2 separate regions of the Mus musculus genome follow, and region 2 is linked to region 1. Evidence: chromatin contacts called from ENCODE Hi-C data. All regions are on one chromosome and are shown on one strand. The core of a region is the stretch at or near the end of the contact, and the rest is flanking DNA. Distances in the headings are between cores, read along the strand shown.

Region 1 (3,296 bases), core at 523-3,022:
CTGCTTTCACCCGAGGAAAACGGTCCCCTCTATAATATCCAACCCTGACCTCCGGGGTGGACCCAGCCGCAACTTCCCTGGACATTTTGGGTCTCTGGGACAGGGTCTGGTGGGAGGGCCGCAAGCTGACACAGGAGAGAGGCTGGAAGACGCCCAGTAGAGAGGCTGGGCGGACGAGGGCGGGGCCATTTGTAAGGACCAATCATCGGGAGATACCACGACCGGGCCGCAGTCGCCCCGCCCCACGGGCTCCAACCTCTGCGGCCCTGTTCCGTCCTTTGAGTCACTGCATCCCCTAGTGGCGTTGAGGTTTCTGCAGCCTGGGTCCAGAAAACACTGCCCGGATGAGCAAGGTCCGAAAGAGACTTCGGGTGCACCCCAGGGCAGTGTAAGAGGTGTTCCCATTCCACCCTCCAGGGCAGAGAGCTTGGCTTTAGAGGGTTACTGGAACTGAAGGCGTCATCCCCTCTTCATTTCTTTACCCCATAATATTTCCCACTTATTCAAAACTTGGATTCCCGACAAGCCCTTTCTTAAAAGTTCCAAGTAACTTCTTCTATTCTACTGTGGAGAAAAGCCATCAATATCTACCTTGAAGCCAGTGGAGTGCGGGGAGAGGGAAGGTGCGTTCTTTTTACAATACAACCCTTGAAGAAGACAAAATTTATTTAGAAATGTGCCCTGCGGGCTTGGGTTTGGAGCTTCTCCTGACACCCCCCCCCCTTTTACATCTGATCTTTGACTGAAATCAAGGCTGAATTTCTAAATACAAATTACGAAGATACCTTTTTTTTAAAAACGAGTCTTCCCTCCCTTCTGAGTTCACCCTGCACCCCTTGGTCCCACGTTTATGAGGGCGGCCCAGTCTTAGAATATCGATTTTTTTACTTTCACTCTTTGACCAACCCATCTCTCCTGGGCCAATCAAGCTGCCAGCATCTCTTCCAGCTCACGGCGCTCTCAAAACCTTTTAATTATTTAGTTGCTGTCTAACATTCACCGGAAACCATTCCATAAACAAGCAGAGAAGACCGCACACACATTTTTGCTAAAAGGCCCGGGATTAAGATCTAGAATGAGAGTTTAAAAGGGAAAAATACTATTGCTGTATCACTCATGAGTTGTATAAGGCATCAGTCAGCCAGTCCCTAGTTCACAGCTTCGAGAAAAGTCTCGAGTAAGCATATCTCTTTGGTCCCGGGCACCGAGATGTAGATGATAATAATAATAATTTTTTTAATGCGCAAAAGAAATCCTTCTGGAGACAAGAAAGAAAGCTGCTGACGCCAAGAACTGAACATGTTAGTCTATACGGCTTAGAACGTATTTTTAAAGACTGAAAAAGAATATACTTCTGAAAAGGATGGCTTCCCTAGTAGGGGCGCCTCTCTAATAGATGTAGTAGTGGGGATGGAGAGGATTATTCGTCTTAATTCAATCACCAGAGGAGCTAGACTGGATGCAAAGACACTCCCCTCCCTTGGAAAAACAAAATATCTAATAGGCCCCTCCAGGTCTGAGGTAGTTTAGGGTTGGCAGAGAGGGGTAGGGGGCCTGAGGCTAGGCGCCCCGGGCACTGGATCCAGCCTGTAGGGGGTATTTAACATGTAATTCCCAGCCGGTCCGCCCCTGTTCCCGGACTGACAGTGGGTAATTGGGAAAGAGGACGTTGCTCTTTTGATGGCCCGCGCCGGCCAGTCTCGCCGACGCCACACTGGGTTTGACGTCACGGGCCGGCCCCAGAGTCAGAAACACAGAGCAGGGGAGGGGGAGGGAAAAAGAGAGGAGGGGGATACCGGAGAGGGAGGGCCGAGGTCGGCTCCGAGACCCACCGGGAAGAAGGGGGAAGGGATCGAGTCCGGAGAGGCTGCGGCGCGTGGCCTGAGGCGGAGAGCTGGACTCCGGGGGTCTGGGCCAGGACAGGCGCCGGTCTGACCCGCCTTGCTCGCAAATGCAGGCCGGGCTTCCTCTTCCCTTGGCGGGTGGTGGGGGAGGGGAGGGGGCTTGAGGCCGGAGGGAAAGGTGGTCCCAATCCTTCAGTTCCAGAGAGCTACAAAGCTGATCCGGGCCTCGTTAAGGGACGTCTGGGTGCCCCCTTAAAGACCTGGGGTGCCACCACCACCACAACCCCAAGGCACACCGGGTCTGGCTCGGTGTACCGCATTCCCCTTCTTCCCCTGGAGCATCTGGCGGAGCTGGGGGAAAGGCAAGAGAAAGCCATCAAGGAGAATGCTGTTGCCGCTGCTGCCTGGAGTCTTTGGCTCCTGCAGTTCATGAGGCCTCTCTCTATAGGGTAAGGGGCTGACGAACGCTACGGTTCCCTGGGGACTCAGCATCTGGAGCGGAGCAGGCAAAGGCTCAGCTAGAACCGGGATCTGGGGCTGTTGTACTTGGATAGCCGGAGTCAATTTGGCCTATCTGAAAACCCAGGCCTTGAGGCTGCTGCTGGAGGCGTCAAGTTGAGCAGGGTATGTGTGCCCTCTTGGGGAAAGGGTAAGAAATGGATCTGACTTACTCTATGCGTGGAGTAAGCTGAGACACCCCTCACCCCCCTACACACACACACACACACACACACACACACACACACACACTTGCCCATCCTCAGGTCCCTCCCACTCGCCTTCACTAGGGCGACCCCATCCCTCTAGAAGTAGACACAACCGGTCCCCTTCAGAATTTGGAAGCCCTGATTGAAAAAAAAGGTTTAGCGAGTGATTGGGCCTCATCACTTGGGGCCATGGACCCAGAAGGTAGAAATCCACCCAGAGTCAACAACCCGAACCTGACTCCGAGAGAGACCAGGCGAGCTCCGCGGGGCCGAGATGCGAAAAGATGCTACTTTGGGGGTCGCGGGGGTGGGGGGGTTGTTGAGCGCAGCCCTCCAGAGAGTGACCTGCAAAGCCAAACCCCGGGGGTCGAAGTACTATAGTTACTAATCCTGGGCAGGGGTAGAAAGCGTGCCTCGGAATGCCTAGGGCTGTCATTTGAGCGTGTTTACTTAGGGACTTTGCACGCCGAGCGCAAGCGGAATAGTAGGATTCTCCTAGAGGCAGCAAATGTTTGCAGGCTGGAAAACGAAGCGGAGCGGGGCGTGCTGCCTTGTCCCTCCTCCCGGAGCCAAGGCGCCGGCCTGGGCGGATCTGATGGCGCGGTTACCGACTGAAGTGAAGCCCGGAACCTGAAGGGCTGGGAGGTCGGGGAGAAAGCAGAGCAGCACCGAAGGCCAGAAATTAAATTCACAGCCCGGGACCCCGACGACCCAAGGACTAGGGAAAAAGTCACTTCCCATTCCA
Region 2 (3,296 bases), core at 589-3,088, 8.8 Mb after region 1:
AAAAATATCCAATTAAAAAAAAGAATATGGGTCAGGAAATATAGAATGGCTTTCTTTTCAGTTACAGTAATCTCTTCACTATATGTTATATTTAAATTACCAACAATTCCACTTATGGGTACATTATGATCATTATCTTATATTTCTTCATTGAACTTTAAAGGGCCTTGGGGGGGGACTGATAAAAACAAAGATAACTTCTTTACTCCATCTAGCTTGTTCAGATATGAAATAGGCATCCTATAATGTGTTTCAACAGGATAATAAATTCTACTAATGGGCATTGTTCATGAATACAGACTTTATAGTTTTAAATATTTTTTCTACTTGACTTTTAAAACCTAGCATCCCATATGGAGGTTATTGAATTCCTAACAAGTTTAAAGTAGAAAATAAATAGAACATAGAAAATAAAGAGCAAAGCACTTACTAAAAATGGAGGGTGTAGCAATTTAGGAGTTTGAATTGTCTAAAGACTGAAACTAAGCACCAGGACCTTTAAGTTGTGAGGGGTTTTTTGTTTTGTTTTTGTTTTTGTTTTTGTTTTTTTAAGTCTTCAAAATGCTACAGGGAACTGAAAATAAATTAAGTACACTCCATTAGCAATTTTAATAATTCACTCCGGGTTTCCCTCTATATCTGTACCTGGGAGTCCTGTTGGGGAGAATGTAGAAGACCACTGTGAAACTTACAGAGTTAAGTAAAAGGATGTGTCTCTGACTGCTGACCTGCAGAAGCCAAAGGCTGTCCCAGGGTGTGAAGAGGACTAGACACACTAGTCCCAGCCTTCTAGGACTCCAGGGAATACCAAGGCTTCTTCAGAGAGCTCCTATCAGGAGTTAAAAGTGACTGTAGTAGAAGATTCCAAGTATGAAAACCAGAGATGTGTGTGCGTCCTCTTGGTGATAGCAAAGATTTCCGGTCTGCCACGATTAGGCAGCAGCTGTGGCTAGTTGTCCATTTGACACCTGGTGAAATGGTAGTTTCAGAGAGAGAAATATTTAAAATTGACACCTGTCACTGAAACATTTGGTGCAGAATTTTAAGAGAGGAGCTAGAACTAACGGTAAACTGTAGTGCTTAAATTTGATGAAAAAGAAAGGCTGCGGAGCTCCATTTATGTGAGCTGGTCTTTTCAGATAAAAAGAAATGTCTCTTTTGGAAATGTCACCGAGCAACAAAATAAGGCCCGAATTTAAAAGAAATTATTTTTTAGAAGTCATATTGAAATATAGAGACAGCAAACTTGGTAGTCATTAGAAAAACCTGCAAGATGGATATTTATCATATTATTTTCTTTTCTGCTTTTCCACAGACTCTCTAAGTGTCCTTAATTGTTGTTAATATATCGTAATTCAGTGTATGGACACGATTGCTGTGACTCTCCAGGAATTCGGAAATCAGAAGTGCCAGGTAAGGAAGAGAGGCATTAAGAGCAACACGGAGTAATGTGTTGCCAGTGTTGCTTTGATCCGGGGACACGCCGGGCCAACGCGTCTATCTGCCTGACGCCTGGTCCCCGAGCGCACCCCTTCTCTCCAGCCCCTAGCCCGCTCGCGCTGCAGTCGCGCTGCAGTCGGGAAAACCCTGCCTCGTGGATGGGTCGGCATAGACCAAGTCCTCCCGGGAGACTCTGGCGCCCTGTGCACCGCCTACAGGGAAGTGACAACCGACGGACTGTCTCGAGCAACACTGGAGTCCCAGCTTATCAGGTCGTCCCTCCACCACTCCATCGACCATTGTGATGTCATGCCTGGGACTTAACTGTTGCGACAGGACGGCTGCGTTCCGATTCCGACTGGTTGCCCAGGAGTGTGGGTACACAGAGCAGTCCCGAGGGACGTTGAGGGGTCGCGGCGAGCGGACCCGACACGCGCCGCGGCACCATGAGCCAGCGGCAGGTGCTGCAAGGTAGGAGCCTTGGGAAGGCGCCCCGACGGGTTGGCTCCTAGGGTGGGCTACTCCACTTCGCCTCTCTCTGCAGTGTTCGAGCTGTACCAGAACGCCCGGACCCGGTTTGTGCAGATGGTGGCGGAGCAGGCGACCAAACCCCAGAACATCGAGACACTGCAGAATGCGGGTGAGCCTTCACAGCTCATGGGACCCTGGTCCCACACCTCATCCCGAATCCATCTTCCTCCTTCATCGCCTTGGCCTCATCCTTCATCCCGCACTTCATCCTCACACCACCCAGCGCCCCAGCCTCCCTTGGTCCCCGGTCCTCTTTCTTTCCCAGCTGCCCACATTGTCTTTATGCTCCCTTATTAGCTCAGCTTTTGGGGAGCCGAGGAAGTAGGCTAAAGTGGTGCCAAGTTCCGCCGGACTCCCTCCCCTCCGCGGTATCTTGTGGGTGAGGCAGTGGAGGAGGCCTGGTATTATTTCCATCTTCGTTGCAATCGGCCTGCCATATGAACTGCCAGAAGTCGTTTTCCTGGATGGGAACGTACCCTAACCAGACCTAGTCTATCCCTCTCTTGTCACTCCTAGATCACATTCACTTCCTAGAAGCAAAGAAATCCCAGGCTGATTTCACTGGTCTCCTCTAGGCATTAATGGAGTAAGAGTAGTATGCTTGAAATTTTTTCCAGGACATTCGAAGCAGGCAAAACGGACCTGGTTTTGTGAATCTTACAGGGCATCCTTTTCCCACCCCTTAGTCTGAAAGGAAGGAGGGGAAAGAGGAGAGGTCACAGTTAGTGAAATCCATCTTTGTTCCACCACCACTAGTGAGTGTGTGTGTGTTTCTGAAGAGACAACACTGATGGGGCACCAAACACAGACCACAGAAAGGATTCCATCCAAATCTAGTTTGGAGAACCAATGAGTTTAGCATTACTAACAGGAACCAGTGTAATCTACCATTGACTACACCACTGAAAATACCTTCCCCATCACCTTAGTCACTTAGACATCCTGGAAAAGGTCCGTACTTCATAAGCCTCTGCTCTAAATGTCTTTGTCTGTAGTCACCTTATGATTTGAGGCTGAAAGACAGAGAGGCAGAGGGACACACACACACACACACACACACACACACACACACACACGAAGGGGCCTCCAGCATCGCCCAGAAGACAGCTTTCCACAAAAGCCTCTGACTGAACTGTAAGCTTGATGCCACTTACTAGGTCTTAAGAAAACCTCAGTTTACAGGATGAGATCTAATTTAAAACTAGTTTAAATGAACACATCATTAAAATAAACTAAGAACACATTGCCATGGTCACAGCACCTAGACAGCGCTTACTTCTGGCTTTCTTTGAGGAAACACCTTCTCTTGATCAGATTCTCTGTTT

The links. A loop is a pair of places that touch in the nucleus more often than their neighbours do.
Region 2: a map of left cerebral cortex shows a loop between it and region 1 (34-fold over the local background). The contact joins the promoter of Spag6 here to the promoter of 4930412O13Rik in region 1. A Hi-C loop is called at or near these places in 3 of 37 maps with a recorded cell type or tissue (ES-E14 and left cerebral cortex).

The regions. Positions count from the first base shown.
Region 1 is chr2:9,879,474-9,882,769 of GRCm38, forward strand. 4930412O13Rik (RIKEN cDNA 4930412O13 gene) reads left to right here and starts at 1,773. Exons shown (of 5, transcript NR_024257.1): 1 at 1,773-2,206; 2 at 2,293-2,468; 3 at 3,070-3,296. It also overlaps a transcript of Gata3 not described here.
Region 2 is chr2:18,697,184-18,700,479 of GRCm38, forward strand. Spag6 (sperm associated antigen 6) reads left to right here and starts at 1,839. Exons shown (of 11, transcript NM_001001334.2): 1 at 1,839-1,911; 2 at 1,985-2,080. The coding sequence starts at 1,887.